Linked DNA regions of Homo sapiens: region 1 is linked to region 2. A link is a loop called in an ENCODE intact Hi-C map of the cell type or tissue named here. Cell type or tissue: gastrocnemius medialis. All regions are shown on one strand. Each heading gives the region's core, and the rest is flanking DNA. Links, peaks and the distances in the headings are about the cores only.

Region 1 (9,531 bases), core at 4,532-9,531, 880 kb before region 2:
CCGGTCCGGCGTCCTGCCCGCCGCCGCCAATCTGCGGGGCCCTGGCCGCGACCCAAAGGCTCCCTGAGCATGGGACCAGCGCCCCGCGCCCGGCCTTGGACCCGGGACTCCGCCTCGCTGCCTCGGAAGCCGTCGGTACCCTGGCAGCGCCAAATGGACCAGCCGCAAGACCGAAACCAGGCACTGGGCACGCACCGACCTGTGAACAAGGTAAGGTCAGGCCCAGGTCCGCGCCTGGGGAGTGGGAACAGGGACGCGACTGGGGAAGACTGAAGGGCCAGGCAAGTCTGGGTTCAAGTACCCAGCTCGCTGTGCTGTGTGACCCCAGGCCTAGCCCGACCCTCTCTGAGCTTCAGTCTCCCCAGCTGTACCGCAGGAGGGATGTTCCCCAACTAGGCAGGCCGGTGATGACGCTGAGCGCTTGGGCCTGGGAGGTCAGGGTCTCCGGGGAGACACAGGGGCGGGACAACGGGTCAGATTACAGCTGCTCTCCCACCACAGTTGGCAGAGCTGCAGTGCGAGGTGGCCGCTCTGCGTGAGGAGCAGAAAGTGCTGTCCCGCCTCGTGGAGTCGCTGAGCACCCAAATCCGGGCCTTGACGGAGCAGCAGGAGCAGCTGCGGGGCCAGCTGCAGGATCTGGACTCCAGGCTCCGTGCTGGGTGAGCCCAGCCCTCTCCATTAGCTCCGCCCCCAGGTGGGCCCGATCCAATTAGATCTGACCAGGCCCTCCCCCCCCCCCCCAAACCACGCCTAGCACGGCCAAGCCCCACCCTGGCCCCGCCCCAATAAGTCTGTCCAGGCCCTGCCTCTTGGCAAGCCCCGCCCCCAGGTGGACCCACCCAACGAAGGTCGGCCTAGGACCCTGGCAGATTCTCTCATCCAGGCCCCACCCCTCCATCAGCCCCTCCCAACCTGGCTGGGCCGGGCACTGAGATATCTCAGCCTGGGCACTCCCTCCAGCTCAGTCACGACCCCACCCAGGACTGGCCAAACCCCACCTCCAAGGGATGATTGATAGGTCCTGTCATTCCAACCATTCCCGTCTCTGGTCCGACCCTTCTTCAAGCATATTTAGGCCCCGCCCCTCAGTCTGGACAAGCTCCGCCTCCACTCCAAGCTCCGCCCCCGGAGTCCCTGGCACTCCCACCAGGAGCTGGAAGGGACTTCCTTAGCCTCTGCCCTTCGCCCCAATCCCCCGACCCCCACAGGAGCTCAGAGTTTGATTCAGAGCACAACCTAACAAGCAATGAAGGGCACAGTCTGAAAAACCTGGTGAGATTGCCATCTGAGCCCTGGGGCAGGTCTGGGCGGTGGAGGAGCAAGGGTTGCGGTGCAGCCCTCTCCTGGTTTCTGAACCCCATCACCACTGCCTCCCCAGGAGCACCGCCTAAATGAGATGGAGAGAACTCAGGCTCAGCTGAGGGATGCTGTCCAGAGCCTGCAGCTTTCTCCAAGGACGCGGGGGTCTTGGAGTCAACCCCAGCCCCTCAAAGCACCCTGCCTCAATGGAGACACCACCTGAGCTGCCCATCCTGCCTCATCACACGTGGTCTGGGAGCAGAGAGATAGCCATCTTAGGGGGGGTGTCTGACTTTGCCTTAGCCCTACTTGGCCTACAGTGGGGAGTGGAGCTGCTGGTCCCAACCACTCTGGCAGTATGAAGTTGCCCAGTAAAATCTTGATTTCAGTGAAATTGGTGGTTTCTTTGCCCACTAAGAATTGCCAATTCTTAGGCATTTGCCCCGCAAGCCCTATTCATCTCTCCCAAATTCTCCCCTAATTAGAAGTCTCATGGAGAGGGCCATGTACACAAGTTCTCACCAGCTGTGTGACCTTAGACCTTCATTCTCTTAAGAGCCCGTTTTCTTATCTGTGAAATGGACGTAAAGTTCCCTACACAGTGAGAGGACCCATAGTTAAAGGCATTCGATAAAAGGTATTCACCATTGTTATAGGCAGCACCTGCTTCTCAATGAAGCATGGATTCCACCCCTGGCAACCTCCCAATCCCACAGTGAGAGCATCTTCCTAGGCCCTCCTCATGTCACGGAGGCCATGGGTCTGGGAGGCGGATAAAGGAAGGGGGTCAGGTGTGGAGATGGTTGGATACTGTGTATGAATGATTGGGTAAATGAGTCATTCAAATCATGGGTGAGTGGATGGGTGAGGGGTAGAGTGGGTGGAGCAAACGGCAGACGGATAGGTTAGCATTTGCTGGATGTTTGACCTGGTAGGTGAGTAGCTGGGTAGTTGGTTAACCAGGTTGGGTATGTCTGCCTAGAAAAGGCCTGGTTCATAGTAAGAAAAAATTTTTTTCAATGTTGTGATTATATATATCATATGTACATATGTTGAGGTCTCCTGAGACGCCTGAGAACTGGGCAGTGGAGAAACAATAATGAACTAGACAGGACTCCTGGCCTCATGGAACTTACATGTTAGTGGAGGGACCAAATCAACAGACAAACTGGTGGATGGATGTTTGGGGGGCTGGGCGGAAAGATGTGTGTGGGGATGGTTGGGTACTTGCTTGGTTGTATGGATAAATGAGTATTTACTTGGGTGCTGGATGAATGGGTGGGTAGATGGGAAGTGAATGGGTGGGTTGAGTGGGTGTTTGGGTGAATTAATAGGTGGTTGGAGGGGTGGGTGGATAGGTGATTAGTTCATTGGATAGGTAGATGAGTGATTGATAGATTGAGGAAGTGGATGAGATAGCTAGGTGGTTAGATATCTGGATACATGGTGGATAAGACAAGACAACAGGCCATGATGTGTGTCTGATGGGGTAGTCCTGGAAGCTGTGATCCTGGGAACTGGGTGGAGAAGGTGACTTAGGACTGAAGACCTAGGGCAACTCTAGGGACATGGAGGTGCTGAAGTCCAGTGTGGATGATTGGGAAGGAGGGAGTGAGCTTGTGGTTGGAAGGTAGCTGATGGGGGGCAGGGGACAAAAGGCTAAAAATTGGCTGGGTGGAGTCTTCAATGACCTATCAATGACCCATCAATGACCCATGGGGGAACTTCTCTGCACCCTCCCCACTCTTTTAGTGCTTTTAGCGAGCCTACCATTGGAAGTACCAGTGGGACGATAAGGAGCCATTGGGGTGTGGGACGACAAGGGTGTTGTCATGGTAACGGGGCCTCTCCCTGGACTCAGGCCGTGCGGGCCCTTTAAGGGTGACCCGCTTGGCCACTCCCAACATGGCGGCGCGCCCGCTGGCCGCCCCCCCCGGGGCGGCGAGGGGGGGGGGGGTGGGGTGGGGGGGGCGCCCCGGACCTCCCCATCATGGCGGCGCGGCGGGGCTGTCGCGCTGAGGTCACGGCGGCGCGCCGGGGGGGCGGGGCGGCGGGGGGAGCGATTTAAAGGGACAATGTCCCCCGAGCGGTGGAGGCGGCGGCGGCTGCGGAGGCCGCGGCACCGGCACCGGGAGCGGCAGCGGCGGTAGCGGCAGCGACGGCCGCACCAAGGAGGGGAGCTCCGAGCCCCGGCACCTGGCCGGCGGCGCCGCCTCCCCGGTGAGGCCCGGCCCGGCCTGGGGAGCCCGCGGGTGGGGCGGAGCCGTAGCGGGGCGGGGGAGGCCCCGGGCCGGGCCGGGCCAGGCGGGACCCCCCGGGGCGGGGGCGGGGGCGGGGCCTTCAGGGGCGGGGCCTGGCCGGGGGCGGGGCCGTGCAGGTGGGGGGAGGGGCGGGGGTCTTGGGGCAGGTGTCCCCCCTACCTCGGCGCGTCCCGCGGGGTCTCCTGCCCCGGGGTGCACGGGCGGAGGGCTCATCCCCCGGACCCTGGACCCCCGAGGAGTGGGCCCGCGCGGCGCAGCCCCCACCTCTGCGACCCCTGGGGGGCGTCCGGGTAGGAGCCCCCTCCCCACGCTGCCAAAGTGCTCCGAAGTTGCGGTCCCGCCCGTTCCCCGCGGGCAGTGCCCACCCAGTGGACAACCGCAGGTGCTTCCTCCGGGCCTGGGTAGGGACCCCCACCAAGACTGCCAGCCCACGGAGGAGCCCCCTGGGAATCCCCAGGCCCCCGAGGGCAGCGCCTGCAACCAGGCCTGGCGCCCCGGCCCCGCCCCGGTTGCCTGGGCCCGGCCTCCCCACCATCTCCCTGGGGAGGGCGCCTCATTCCTGCCCTTCACTTTCCGCCGTTACCTTGAAGGTATTTATAGGTAGAGAGGACAACCCCCGCTCCCCAGGGTCCTCATTTCTGGACCAGGAGCCCTATCGTTTTCTTTCGCCCGAGGACTAGAGCAATCTTGGTTGGGGGGTGGGGGGAATGGAGGAGCCCAAGCTGGGTATGCATGAGGGATAATGTTGGGGAGAAGCGAAAGGGTTAATGCTGGGGTCACTTGAGGCTGTGTGTGTGGAGGGGGGTGAAGGGGTTAATGCTGGAGAACCCTAAGGTCCTGTGTGGGGGAAGGGTTGGAGTGTGGGAAAAGTGCAGGGATCATTGGTATGGGACAACCCAATGGAGAAAAGTAAAGGGGTAATGATGGGAGACTCCTGACGGTGTATAGGATCAGAGTGTACAAGTGGCTGGGATTCTTGCCGAGGAAACGAAGGCATGGCAGTAGGATGTGCGTGTGCATGGATGTGAGGGCAGGACTGGGGAAAGTGCAGCTGTGTGTGAATGAAGGGAGGCGTCTGGAGAAATGGTAAGATTGATGGAAGAAGACCAGGTGGCTGAGTGTGCATGTGTCAATATGGGTAAACTGAGGCAGTGCAGGATCTGTATAAAGGGGAGGAGTTATTGATGGGGAGACGGAGGCATGCTGAGGGTAGGGGCCATTGGGATAGAAGGTGTGTGGAAAAGGTCTGAACACCATTAGCTCCCCTGGGCTGGGAGGTAAACTGAGGCAGTGAGCTGCAAAGTTGAGGACTGAGGTTTTGAGGGATGGGAAACTGAGGCAGATTCCCTTTCCTCCATCCCCTAAGCACTTCCTTCTCTCTATCCCCAGGCCCACAATGCCCCGCTGAGCCGGTGCAGCAGCTGAGTGGATCCAAGCAGAGAAAATCCGATGGAGGGGTCTCTGGCAGGCAGCCTGGCTGCACCAGATCGTCCCCAAGGCCCAGAGAGACTGCCTGGCCCGGCGCCAAGGGAGAACATCGAGGGTGGGGCCGAAGCTGCTGAGGGGGAAGGTGGCATCTTCCGGTCCACCCGTTACCTGCCTGTCACCAAGGAGGGCCCCCGAGACATTCTGGATGGCAGAGGTGGCATCTCTGGTAAGAGAATGGGCCGTGTGGCCCCCAGGGAGCATCCAGCCCATTCCCCAAGGCTCAGAGAGAGTCAAGTCACCCAGCGCAGCAGCGGCTGAGCTGGGATGCTGATTCCGCTTGGGTCCAGAGCCTTTTCTTTGTACTCTGTTTAGTTTCTTATTTGACAGTTGTGAAAACAGGTGTCCTGGGAGCCAGTGACCAGACCAAGGCTCCCCACTGGGTGGTATGGAGCTGGGACTTGAACTCAGGTCAGCCTGGCTTCCTCCTCTGAGCATACTAATTGGGTCCAGAGGCCCATCTCAGCACCCCAGACTCCCTGCCCCCAGCCCACTTATTCCACAGGTATTCCCCACTCCCATCAGTCTATCCCAGCTCCCTCTGGCTGTCTGGGTGTATCCTGTTCCTGAACCACGGGCCAAAACAGCTTCTGTAGTGGCTAGGGAGAGGCTGGGTAGTCAGCGATGCTGGCTACCCCTTGGTTTACCCAGCAAAAAGGTATCTCACACTCTCCCCACCTCCAGACGTGTTATTCATTCATTAAATACTGAGCACCTTCGGTGTGCCAGGGTATGTGCTAGGCACTGGGAAGACAGCTGTAAACCAAAGAGGCAAGAATTCCTGCCCTCAAGGGGCTGACACTCTAGTAGGGGAAATGGACAACAAGCAACTAAACAAATATCAGAAGGACAGGTAGTGACAGATGCTGTGAAGGCATTAAACAGAGTGCCAGGATCATGCCTGGGAGACCTGGGAGACCCTCCCTGATAGAGTGGCATTTGAATGGAGCATGGAGTGAATGGTGGGACGGGCATTCTGGGTGGAGGGAACAGCCAGTGCAAAGGCCCTGTGGTGGGGAGGAGCCTGACGTGTCCAAGGACCTGGTAGGAGGCTGGTATGCCTGGAAAACAGTGGGCTGATGTATCACACCCCCCACCCCCATCTCCAAACACCTCATCAAGGGCTTCCTCCGTGCCAAGGCTTTTGCAAGATCATCTTCTGTCATTCTCCAAAGAACCCTGTGGAATAGCCTTCATTATTATTATCCCGTGTCAGAGATGGGGAAACTGAGACCCTGAGCGGTGACATAAGTTGCCCAACGTCACCTAGCCAGGGAGTAACATGGCTTGACAGCCCTCACTCTTAACCACCCTGCTGCATCCTCACAGATCCTTGACCTGCTCTGGCCACCTTTACAACTCATGATGCTCGGATATTTATAAATACACAGCATCTTCTAGGGGCCACGCCCTGGGGCACAGCGGTGACTGAGCACACACCATCCTCGCTCTCATAGACCCCACCATCTGAGGCTGGGGAGACAGATGTTATGATACCGTGTTATGACCCGGTGTTATGTCACCAGGTGTTATGACACAGCGGCTGGGGCTGTGATGAGGAAAGCACCTGGTGGGGAGCAACCAGGAGTTCCTGCAGGAAGTGAGAGGTAGGATGAGGGACAATGAGCCAGACCAAGGGGGAAGCAAGCATCTAGGCAGGGGGCTGTGTACATGCCAAGGCTTAGAGGTAGCTGGTGGCATCTGCAGGTGTCAGGCAGTGGGGTGGCAAGGTGAGACCCCTGAGGGCAGAGGGTACACCCAACTCCAGAGTATCAGCACTCAGGGAAACTTTAGCAATCCCCTCCTCTAAGCCATTAATAACTGAGTTAATAACTGAGGCTCAGAGAGAGGCAGAATCTTGTGCCAGGTCGCACAGCCGGCCAGGGCTGGGCGGGGACTTTGATTTTGTGGGAGCCTGAGGGTACAGGCTCTAGGGATCCCAGGGTCCTCTCTGGGTCTGGTTCCGAGGGATTGGACATCTCTTCTCTACCTCGCAGATGCCCCAGGTCTGGGGAGAGGGGAAAAGCAGGCAGGTAGGTGCATCCTCACTCCCACTGGGGAATCACCCAGGGTCTCATACGTGCATCTGTTTTATAGCTTGGGGAAGAGAGAAATGTGGCTGCTGAGGGGGGCCAGGCCCACCCTTGAAGGTTTCCCTCAGCAGCTGGGGGCAGGGATAGGAATGGCTTGACTTGGAGTGAGGTCATGGCCTGAATGTTGGAAGAATGCCTGGGTTTGGGACACCACGTCTCTCCCACTGCCCTCTCTGCCCGCTTGATCTCCCCCTCCGGGACACGGGCACCTGCCCTACTAGTCTTGTGATGCCTATAAATAGGAACAGGCTCTGGGGCTGCTATTCCACCCCAAAGCCTGGGCCTTCCTTTATCCCCACTCAGCCCTCAGAGCCCCCCAAGAGCACACTGGAGTGGCCACCTCCAAACTTCCCTGCCTGGGCAGGGGTGTGCCCGCTGCCTCCTCTGTCCCCCGTTACGGCTGTTTACCCAGAGCTCCCACACCCCCTCTGCAGCTCCTGCCTCTCTGGTTGGGCCTCCCAGGTTCAGAAAAGACTCAGGGGCTGAGGTGGTCTGTATGGATCGATGAAGAGTCTGGTACATGCCTGGCATTGTGTTGGGGACAGGGCACCCAGGGACAAATGACATATCATTTCTGCTGTCTTGAGGCCCCAGCCTGGGGAGAAAATCAGAGCATGGAGTGACCGGACCTGAGGCTCTGGGGTCTAGCCTCAAGCTTCCCCCTTGAGACATCGCTGAACCAGCCCTGATCCCCCAGGCCTCCCACCAGCCTTCTTCCCCTCCACCGCCACTTCTCTGGATGGAGCATTTACTACAATCTTGCTGGCACCCATTGCTGGCCCTGCGAGACTGGGTCGGTGGCTGTTCCCATTGCACAGCGGAAGAAACCAAGGCTCGGAGTGGGAGAGGCACGCCCTTCAGGGCACCCCTGGGGTATTGAACTCGGATCTGTCTGGCTCCAGAATCTAGGTTCTTGGCCACTCTACCAAGTTGAACCCCAGGCTTGGAGTTCAGGCTGCTTATGGACACCCCTTGCCATCAGCATTTGCAAACTCTCTCGGGGAACCCAGATGGCAGGAGCCAACAAGGGCCCCTTGGCATGGCCACTGCCTAAGGGCTGCGACCTAGCGCCTCATCTGACCCGTAGGGACTCCTGGATCCCCATCAACTGTGGAGGCCTCTGGGTGAAGCCCCCACCCCCAAGGTGTCTTGGACACAGGGCACTGCTTGGCCTGCTTCCTCCAAAGTCACTGCCACTAAAAATAGGAGCCTCGCTGGAATTGCTCAGACAAAGAGGCCACGCGGTCCCCTGGCTCTTGGAATTCTTAGACAACAGCAATCGCAGAATCATCAAATCTGGGACGCCCGGAATCTTGGGAGCTTGGGGTCCTAGAACCTCAAAAGCAGGATGCCCGGGACCCTCAGACCCACACCTCTAGGTCATGCTAGGGCAGGTTATATGTGAACCGGCTGCCCTCTCCTGAAAAAAGTCAAATCTATGACTCACATGTTCTCTAGAGCCCCTGTTTCTTGGCTGGGCCAGGCCTTTCTTTCCCAACTCTGAACGCCCTCTCCAACACCCCCATCCTAAAACCAGCCCTTGCACCCAGGCACAGCTCTGCTGCCCATCAGTGTATCCTGGTGGTTCTCAAATGGGGGTGATTCGCCTCCCCCTCCAGGGGACACTTTGGTAATGTTTGGTGACAATTTTGGTTGTCATGACCGAGGGCTGGGGAGGTGTGGAGGCCAAGGATGCTGCTCACCATTCTGCAATGCACAGGATGGACCCCACCCCAGAAAATGATCTGGCCCCAAATGCCAATGGTGCTGATGTTGAGACACCTTGCGCTGTAGATGATGCAAATTTCCATACCCCCACCACCCCTTCCAGAGGTCACACAACAGTCACAACCCTTTTCTTGGGTTCAGAAGAAGGACCCTCAGCCAGTGACCACACCTTTCTGGTCAACACCCTCTCCCCACCCTACCTCCACTTTTATCCCTTGACTCTCAGCAGTCAGCTCTCAATTTCTCGGGCCAATTGGATGATGAGGGATTGGAAAAAGAATTCGCCCCAGCCCTATCCCTTTTTCTGGACCATCCTCAAATTGAGGCTAATCCAACAATTGCATCTGTCGGGCTCTGGACGGGGCACAAGTTCCCCCAGTGTGTTAACCTTGGCCCGGGCAATTGGCCTGCTCCCCGATTGGCAAGCTTACCCACGTCAGGCAAGTGTGGCGGGCAGAGATGCAGGCCAGGATTCCTGTGGTCGCTCCAGGCATTGGCTCCACAGGCGGATAATAGAGAGTTGGCTCCATCTGTGTTGGTGGGGAGGGGGTCCCAGGAGGGGATTGGATTTCAGGACATAGGCCTGGGAGAGGGTGCAGAAGGCAGGGATGGGCTCTCTGCAGCTCAGGTTAGAACAGGTGCCTCGTTCATCATCTGGCAAGGAT
Region 2 (9,055 bases), core at 1-5,000:
CACAGCAGGAGATGATGGACGCGCAGCTGAGGCTCCAGCTGCGGGACTACTGCGCCCACCACCTCATCCGGCTGCTCAAGTGCAAGCGTGACAGCTTCCCCAACTTCCTGGCCTGCAAGCAGGAGCGGCACGACTGGGACTACTGCGAGCACCGCGAGTGAGCACCCCCACACCAGCCCCCAACACCCCGGCCCGCAACACCCCATACCCCCAGCCTTCCACACCCCTGGCCCACCCAAGCCCCCCACATGCCCAGCCCGCCCAAGCCCCCCTCCCACCCCCGCCAACACCCACAGCCTGCACCCCACCCAGGCCTGGCCCCTGGCAGGATGTGGCTCCAGAGGCCAGGGACCTGAACTGCCACTGAGGTTTCTAGCCGGGCCCCACCTTAGTCCCAGAGAGGGCTCTCTAGGGGCCTGTTTGATGGGGACAGGGCAGGTGGCTGAAGCCACCTAGGGGAGTGGCCAAGCCCAGGTTCCAGTGGGAAGCCCTGCCACCTGCGTGGGCAGACCCCAGACCCAAGCCACAGGCACTCGGACATGTCTTCTTCAGAGGCCTCCCCCACAGTGCTCTGGGACGGCCCCTCCGCTTCCCAGGGCTTGGGGGGCGTGTCCTGGCCAGGGACCCTGACAGCCCCTCTCGTGCTTTTCCCCCAGCTATGTGATGCGCATGAAGGAGTTTGAGCGGGAGCGGAGGCTGCTCCAGCGGAAGAAGCGGCGGGAGAAGAAGGCGGCAGAGTTGGCCAAAGGCCAGGGACCCGGGGAAGTGGACCCCAAGGTGGCCCTGTAGGGGGTGCACCCCCCACCCTATGGACCAGTCAAATAAAAGCCTTCAGGCCCCTCAACCAGAGTCCCCTCTTACTGCTCCGACGCGAGAGTGGGGAGAGAGTGAAGGGCAGTGTGGTGGTCCCCAACCCCGGAAAGAAACACACAGAGCCCGAGTCCGACTGGGGCAGGCGGGCTTTATTCCGGGTGCTGGAGAGCTGTGGGCCCCACTCCTCCCCCAGAATGCCACCGGGTTGAGGGGCTGAGCCTCAGCAGGGGTGAGCGCTCAGAGCAGGAAGGGGATGATGGGCATGCGCAGGGGCGGGTAGTCCCGGAACTCCTTCAGGTAGCTGCGGTGCTTGCCCTTGGCCCAGATGGTCATCTGGGTGAAGCCCACCAGGGAGAACAGGGCCACTGCAGGAAAGAACGGGCGTCAGGGAGGGGCTGCCGGCCCGGAGGGGCAGGGCCCCGCCGAGGGAGGGCGGCAGGCTCACCTGGGAGACACTGCGTCATGATGGCGAAACCGATCCAGGACCCCACCTGTGGGCAGGGGCGGAGAGTGAGCGTGGGCAGCCTCGCAACCCGTGTATGTGGCTGTCCTGGACTCAGCCAGCCACCTCCCGCCGCCCCTGCTTTCTGAGTCAGGGATGGGAACCCAATTCCAGCGGAGGCGGGGCTGTATACGGCGGAAGCCCAGCGGCACACGCCTCCCCGCCACCACAGCAGAGAGGCCGCGGTCTCCACCTCCCAATGCTCGCAGTGCAGGCGGCAAAAGCAGCTGCCCAGCCAGGCGCCCCATCCTAGGGGCTGGTCCCTCCACATGGGACCCCAAGTCCCAGGGCAGAGAGGGGTAAGGCAGCCCCTCACCTCGTAGGTGTAGTTGGGGCAGGACACCAGCAGGAAGAGCCACGTGAAGGGGTTCTTGGTGGGGTATGGGATCTTCCGCGTCTTGGACCCTGGCAGGCAGGACAGAAGGAGAAAGTCAGACCCCCTCACCCAGCCCAGCTGTCCCCCTGCCCCCAGCAGGCACTCACCAGCGGGCCGCAGGTCCCGCAGGGCCATGTGGATGGAGAAGTTGCCGAGCTGGCAGATCTGTCAGAGAAGCAGGATCAGCCTAGGGCCGCCCAGACTCCCCCGACCCCGTCCCCACACCCAGCCTCCTTACCACAAAGATGGCGAGCGCCAGTTTCACCTGCTGAGCTCCGTAGGCTGAAGAGGAAGCAGGGAGGGGAGCCCATGAGGGGAGGACCCGCTGGGTGGGGACCGTGGGGGAGGGAAGGATGGTCTGAGGCCACTTACTAGGGGGAGTGTAGAGAGGGTGATTGATGTAATAGGCCATCCACGCGGCGAAGCCCCAGTAGTAGGTGCAGTTCTGAAAGGGAGCAGGGCAGGGATGGGACTTGGGCCAGCACCGGACAAGGCAGATGCTGCCCATGTCTCATCCCGAGGGGCCTGGGAGCATGGTGGGAAAGGACAGGAGGGGCCTTGGGGCGGGGCTGGGGAGGATAGGCGGGGCCAAGGGGTGAGGCTAGGGCAGGGCTCTGTGAGGGCGTGGTGGACAGGAGGGGCCTAGGGGTGAAACTGGGGCGGGGCTCTGCAGGGGCGGGGCTGGGGGGATAGGCGGTGCCTAGGGGTGGGACTAGGGTGGATAGGCAGGCCTAGGGGCCCGACGGGGGCGGGGCTGGGGAGGACGGGCGGGGTCTAGAGGCTCTGCGAGGGCGGGGCTGGGGAGGTTAGGCGGGGCCTAGGGGTAGGGCTCTGCTGGGGCGTAGTGGCAGACAGGAAGGGCCTTGGGGTGGGGCTCGGTGGGGGCGGGGCGGGGTGGGGCAGAAAGGCGGGGCTTAGGGGTGAGGCGGGGACGGGCTCTCACCTTGAAGATGTTGCGCAAAGGCATAGTGCCATGGGAGAAGCGGTGCACGAAGAGCGTCTCCAGCAGGCGCTTGATGTAGTGGAATGAGTGACAGATGCAGGCGAGGCTGGTCGGGGGGAGCAGGCTCAGCTGGGGCTGGTCCGGCAGGTCTTCTGCCTTCCCCTACCCTCCTCCCACCTGCCCCACTTACTGCACCACTGTATGCCGACTGGACGTAAAGTCATATTTGTGGCCATAGATGAAGGGCACTCGGAAGTAGAAGAGCAGGTAGATGAAAAGGGGCCCCGCGTACTCTGTTAGGAAGACCTGAGAGTAGAGGGGGGCAAGATGAGTCACCCAACGTGGCTGACGGGAAAAGAGGCCGTGGGTAGGGTCAGGACTCACCGTCACCCAGCTGATCTGGGCCCCCAGGTCCCGGAAGTACAGTGTGGCCGTGGTGCCCACGGGCAGCTTCTGCAGAACATCCTCATCCTTCAGGGACTTGCCCTCTGCAGAGAGGCGGGCCAGGGCTCAGGGGCTACCCGGGCCTTCTCCCACTGCCACCCAGGAGCCCAGGGGGCGGGCCGAGTGGACAGCTGTACTCACTGGGGTCCAGGCGGAGGGACTGGCGGGCGGGGTACCACTGCGGATCTGCGGGGAGAACAGGGCAGTTACAGCCCACAGCCTGGCAGGGCTCAGCCGGTCCGCTGCCCAGCCACTGTGCCAGCTTCTCAGGGTTCCCAGGGTGCAAGGACCCCAGGACTCCACAGCTCCTCCCACCTGGGGGCAAACCCTCAGGCTTGTGCGGTTTCAGGACACAAGCCAGAAGAGCGCGGGCAGAAGCAGGATCTTGTCCTTCCCAGAGCCTAGCAAGGGCGTTCCTGCGGAGTGCCACGTGGAGGCGCCTGCCCCAGTCACGCCCCAGAAGCCTGGGCCACACTGGGGCATCTCTGCAGGCCCCTGGGAGAGGGGTGCAGGATGGGATCCCTCCCACCCTAAGGTCCCTGGTCAAAGGGGTTGCAGGGGCAGTGTGGCCGGGACTAGAACTCACGGGTCTTAGTGAAGAGGTTCTTGATCTCCGCAATGGTGGCGTGGGGCTCCACCTGGGGGAAGCACAGGCGCAGGGACGTCAGCTCTGCGGGGAGCCCAGACTCAGGATGGGGAGGTACTAAAGGGGATGGCAGGCTGGGGGTTGGGCTGTAGCTATGGGAAGGGGGAAGGGCTGGGGTCCAGGCCTCTGCCTGCAGTCAGGGAAGGACCACCGAGGGCCCTGCCAGTGCAGTGACAGCAGGGGTCTGGGGCTCCACTTTTACCCTCAGCCAGCAGGCCCCCAGCCCGGCTAGTGGCGGATTAAGCATGGGAAGGCAAGCCTGCTTCTCTGCCCCTCCTCTCCACTTCTCACCCATGACTCTCCCAGGAGCAAAGGCCCTCTGTCCTCCCCAGGGACAGCGCAAGCCCCTTCCCCCAGGCCCGGCCTCAGCAGGGGCAAGGCTCACTCCTCCACCGCCCTCCCAGGACCAAAATCCCCGCAGGGTCCACTGAGACTCCTGTGCCTCCATTTCCCCGCCACACCCAGGGGACATGGCTATCCACCCTACCCCAAGTGAGGGCATACCCCTCCATAGGGCAGGGGGTGGGGCACAAAGGGCCCCACTGGACAGCTCCTGGGCTATAAGGATTGGGGTCCCGGGCCCAGTGCCCTTGGCCCAGTGCAGCCCACGCCCCAGTCCTACCTTGTCCAAGAAACACAGCTTCTCCCTTGTCTTTGCGTCCAGAATCTCCACCTCGAAGAAGAGAACAGCCTTTTTAGGTTTCTTGGCCACCTTTGGGGGTGTGGGCCTGGGGAGCCCATTGAGGCCAGGGAGGAGGCCTGGGGTGGCCTCCCGGGCCAACAAGCTCAAGTTCAAGTCCATGCCGCCTGCCACCAGCCCTGCCACTCGGCTCTGCCCACGGTGGCCAGCAGCCCCAGCTGCCGGCCGTCAGCCCCCACCACCGACCTCCCCACGGGAAGCAGCCCTGGGCCGGGCAAGCGCGATCAAATTCTGCCGCGGTGCTGGAAAGGAGCCCGTGCCGGCCCTGGCACTGCCGACTTCTGTGCCAGATGTAACCCGAGTGGCAACCACAGCCACAGCCCAGCTAAATATAAAACCACCCCAGACTGCGCCCCCCAGGAGCCATGCCACAGACCTTCTCTGAGGGGGGCTTGGGAGTCTCCCCGGGGAGCCAGGCTGCCCTGAAAGCAGCTTTTGAGTGGTCACCTCAAAACCCTCAACGGCACCAGCACAGGGAAAGCCCCAGGGGCAGGCATGACAACACCTCCCAGCCCCCGCCCTGCACAGAGCCAGTGGCTAGAGGAGAGTGAGAGGCCAGCGGGCCGTGCAGGCCCCAGCCCGCAGCTCAGGCCTAGGGAGTTCACTGGGCTTGGAGAAATCCCAGCTATTTTGAGAATCCGCGAGACAGATCATCCATTTCCCCTTCTGAGCTGTAAGAGACACTTTGGATTATTTTCCTTGTGCATTTGTGTTACCAGGGAGGTGACAGATTCTGGAGTTATGGGTGCAGAGAGCCTCTCTCGAAGTGTGGAAAGGATCGGGGTGTGTGGAAGTTTTAGGCAACCGCCTCCAGCTTGGGCTGATGAGGTCTCCCCAACCTTCCTCCCCACCCACTTCTCACCTTATAGCCACCTGTGGGGCAGGCTTTCCACTGAGTCAGCCCAAACACTGCACCCTCACCCAGGACCTGCGCCCCACTAAAGCCCGGCGCTTCCTGCGTCCAAGAGCCAGGCCTGTGCCAGCCCCTGAGGTAGGAGTCTGGCCCAGCCCTCCCTGAGCCCCCAGGCCAGTGATGAACGATGGGGGTGCAGAGGGGCAGGGCTGGAGGGAGGCAGCCCCCGGGGATCTGACCCACCCTATGCAGGGGTCAGTGCAATCCTATTATACAGGGGTCGTGGCAAGCAGGCAGGCCTGATCCCAAGTCAGCCACCAGCCAGCAATTCTTGGGGGACCCTTCCTACCCACAGAAACCCAGCGGGGGCCCCCAGAGGCTGCCTGAGGAAAAGGAGCAGGACACAATGCTCAGAAACAAACCTCTGGGCTGGGGCCATCCCAGGGCAGGCCCACCCACCCAGAGCCCAGGGAGACCGGGCCACGGCAGCTAGGGCCCATCCTGAAGATGAGGGCACCACGGTCAAGCCAGAGAAGCTGGGTACCCCTCCTGCACATTCCCAACGACAGCGGGAGACAAGGGGGCTTGGTGGCCTGCACTCGGGAACCGTAACCAGCCCTGCCTTGTAGTCCCTGGGGGACCCCAGGCATGTCACCTCTCTCTAGGCCTCAGAAGGGGGCAGGTAGGAAGCAGACTACCTCCCAGGACTGTGACGGTCCCCTGAGACAATGCATGGGGTACACTAGGTGACCCCTGACAGATGGGAGGCACCCCATGGGATAGGAGGCATTGTTGCCCGTGGGTTTGGTTCAGATCCCCACTCCCCTGCTGGCCTGGCAGTCACCACAGCATGGGGGCCTATTTCCCCAGCCATGACACACTCGCCCCCACTTCCTGGACAGGAGGGTGGGAATGGGCCCAGCAGCCAGGAAATCCTGGCCCACGGGGCCTCCTGAGTCCCTGCTGTCAACTCCAGGCACTGCCTGGCCTTGTGGCCTCTAGGGGAAGGTTACTGAACTCCTCCAAGCCACAGCGATAACAAGGCCAAAGAGCTGGCACATGGAGGGGCCAGAAAAAAAGAGCTCGGTCACACCACGCAGGACGTTGGGCCCCACCAAGGGGATATGTAGGATAGGGACAGAGGACACGGGGCGGGATCCACGGGAAAGGGTTAGCACAGCAGGGCCCTGGGCGGGCACGGGGCCTGCCCTGTGGCTGCAGGTATATTAATAGTTCCTGGGCCCCAGGCAGGCAGTGCCCACATGCTTCCAAGCCCGTGTGGCCTGTAGGAAGGCAGCCTAGCGTCCACAGGGAGAGAAGGCCTCCGAGTTCCTGCTGAACCACTCAACAGCTTAAAATACAACCAGCCCCTCTCCCTGTCCAGCCAGCTGCTAGTGGGAGGGGTGAAATCGTACCCTGCTCCCCCCAACCTGGGCACCAAACCAGGGCCCAAGAGGGAGAGTACGGCCATCGGGGTCCCGGCTAGCTGCTGGGAGAGGACGCCGGGCTGCGGCAGGAGGGGGTAGCGAGAGAGGGGCCACGCTCACAGCTGCAGCAGTGGTGCCCAGGCCAGCCTGAGGCCCAAGGAGAGGAGACGCCCAAACCTGCAAGGAGGTAAGCCCGGGCTGCAAGGCAGCACCTAGGGGCCCCTACAGACAAGAAATGCCCAAGGCTAGGGCCACCTGGGCAGGATGAGTCCTCAGTGGGACGGCCGTCCGTCTCCCATTTCCTGCCCCAAATCCCCAGCTCGTCGGCCATCTCCTCCTAGAGAGAGGACTGAAAGGCTCTGGGGGGAGCAGGAGACCTCTCCATACTATTCTTGCAATTCCCTGTGTCTCTATAATTTTTTTTTTTTTTTGAGACAGAGTCTCACTCTGTCGCCCAGGTTGGAGTGCAGCAGTGCGATCTTGACTCACTGCAACCTCCGCCCCCCAGGTTCAAACGATTCTCCTGCCTCAGCCTCCAGAGTAGCTGGGATTACAGGCACACACCACCACATCCAGCTAATTTTTTGTATTTTAGGAGAGATGGGGTTTCACCATGTTGCCCAGGCTGGTCTCGAACTCCTGAGCTCAGGCAATCCACCACCTCGGCCTCCCAAAGTGCTAGGATTATAGGCGTGAGCCACCTGGCCCGGCCTATAATTATTTCTAAGTAAGAAAGTTAAATAAGATATTCCAGGTGGGGTAAAAGAAATAAGTTACGCTAGGAAACAAGCCAGACACAAAGGTCCCATATCTATGCAAAATACCCAGAGCAGACAGACAGAAAAGCAAATTGGAGGGGCCAGGGGCTGGGCGGGGGGAATGGGGAGTGGCTGCTGCTGGGTACCCGGTCTCCTTTCAGAGTGAGGAAAATGTTCTGGGACGAGACAGAGGTGGAGGCTGCACAATGATGCACGTGCACTCAATGCCACTGTTCACTTTTAAATGGTTAGTTTCATGTTACATGAATTTCACCTCAATAAATTATTGTTTAAAGGGGTGAGGGGTAACAAACAGGCCCCACATACCCATCAAAATAAAAACAGTCGGGTGGGAGGAGCAGGAGAGGTTCCCCACCCCTCAGAGGGAGGGCCTAATGTGAGACCTCATCGAGGGCTCCGCGCCCCACACCCCACTGCCACCCCAATCTCTGCTCTGTGCCTGCCACACACACACACGCCTGCCCAGGCCTGAGGCCAACAGGGGGCAGGGGCTCCCAGGGGAAGCCCAGGGCTGCAGAGGGTACAGGCAGCTGCTGAACAGAGCCCCAGGCAGGGGATCCTGAGCACAGACGGGGAGGTGGCAGGCTCTGGCCCCATCTCCAGGAGAAGCGGTGAGGCAGGGAGGACAGACAGGACCTTCTGAGGAAGCCCACGGAGCCACTCGGAGGGGCTGGGAGGGGCTGAGATGCTCTGGGTGGATGAAGGGATACCTGTGGGAGGGGGGCTACTGGTGTCAGCGAGGTCCCAGCACTGGCCACGGGCAAGGGGTGAGACCACATAGCCTCAGGCACGACGGGCAGGGAGAGGGCAGGAACGGGCAGACAGGCAGGCACTCTGGCCTGGGGCACAGGCTGGTGGCTCTGCCGGCCTGTGGCTCTGTGATGACAGTTCCACTAGCCTGAGAGGAATTCTCACCAGGAGGCCCAAGATTCCCGGGGCCCAGCCAACAGCAACTCGTCGCAGCACGAGGTCAGGGCAGAGCCAAGAGCCAGGACACACGGTGCGGCGTGAAGCGCACCCTGCAAGAGGGAGCAGGGGCGAGGTTTGTGCCTCCCAAGCCCAGAGGGGAGTGCCGCAAGCAACAGAGCCCGTCTTCACTGTCTTTGTGGTCATGAAGATATTACTAATGGGGGCAGGAGGAGTGAAAAGGGGGGCTCTCGTTGTCTAAGCACTTGTCACAGCTCCTGGGAACCCGCCCGCCTGGTGGGTGAACAACCCAGAGAAGCAGACCTGCCCATTTCCTGGCTGTGTGGCCCTGGGCAAGTTACCCAACCTCTCTGAACTTCCATCTACTCATGGCAAAGTGGGCTGTCCCCAGCTGCCATCTGACAGGGTTACCGTAATCATCCCCAGTTTAGGATAAATCTTATTAAGGATAAATATAGGCCGGGCGTGGTGGCTCACGCCTGTAATGCCAGCACTTTGGGAGGCCGAGGCGGGCGAATCACGAGGTCAGGAGATCGAGACCATCCTGGCTAACACGGTGAAACCCCATCTCTACTAAAAATACAAAAAATTAGCCGGGTGCGGTGGTGGGTGCCTGTAGTCCCAGCTACTCGGGAGGCTGAGGCA

Evidence for each region. Peaks named below come from ENCODE experiments on the same cell type or tissue, not always from the same donor. Only the 100,000 strongest peaks of a DNase experiment are listed, where the experiment ranks them.
Region 1: a loop joins it to region 2, with 3 times the contacts of the local background. A loop is called at or near these places in 2 of 110 quality-filtered maps.

What each region holds. Positions count from the first base shown.
Region 1 is chr19:15,443,786-15,453,316 of GRCh38, reverse strand. WIZ (WIZ zinc finger) reads left to right here and starts at 3,361. Exons shown (of 13, transcript NM_001371589.1): 1 at 3,361-3,519; 2 at 4,950-5,214. The coding sequence starts at 5,010. RASAL3 (RAS protein activator like 3) reads left to right here. Exons shown (of 18, transcript NM_022904.3): 15 at 1-210; 16 at 502-659; 17 at 1,209-1,272; 18 at 1,379-1,693. The coding sequence ends at 1,522. MIR1470 (microRNA 1470) reads right to left here and starts at 3,769; the gene lies at 3,709-3,769. RefSeq lists an enhancer at 862-931 and silencers at 3,337-3,466, 3,517-3,636, 3,987-4,096. In gastrocnemius medialis, for the core only: no CTCF peak of the experiment used is centred there; DNase peaks (open chromatin) are centred at 7,306, 8,316, 8,582 and 9,271; H3K27ac peaks cover 5,000 bases.
Region 2 is chr19:14,557,867-14,566,921 of GRCh38, reverse strand. It overlaps TECR (trans-2,3-enoyl-CoA reductase), which reads right to left. Exons shown (of 13, transcript NM_138501.6): 2 at 4,347-4,397; 3 at 3,665-3,716; 4 at 3,220-3,264; 5 at 3,019-3,122; 6 at 2,825-2,940; 7 at 2,635-2,740; 8 at 2,064-2,136; 9 at 1,930-1,973; 10 at 1,799-1,856; 11 at 1,632-1,720; 12 at 1,259-1,304; 13 at 942-1,178. The coding sequence ends at 1,051. NDUFB7 (NADH:ubiquinone oxidoreductase subunit B7) reads left to right here. Exons shown (of 3, transcript NM_004146.6): 2 at 1-157; 3 at 657-844. The coding sequence ends at 789. It also overlaps a transcript of DNAJB1 not described here. Among named protein-coding and RNA genes, the nearest start is that of NDUFB7, 9.7 kb to the left of the region's middle. RefSeq lists enhancers at 849-1,655, 3,272-4,079 and a silencer at 2,233-2,382. In gastrocnemius medialis, for the core only: no CTCF peak of the experiment used is centred there; DNase peaks (open chromatin) are centred at 2,481, 3,501 and 4,721; H3K4me3 peaks cover 1,531 bases; H3K27ac peaks cover 3,793 bases.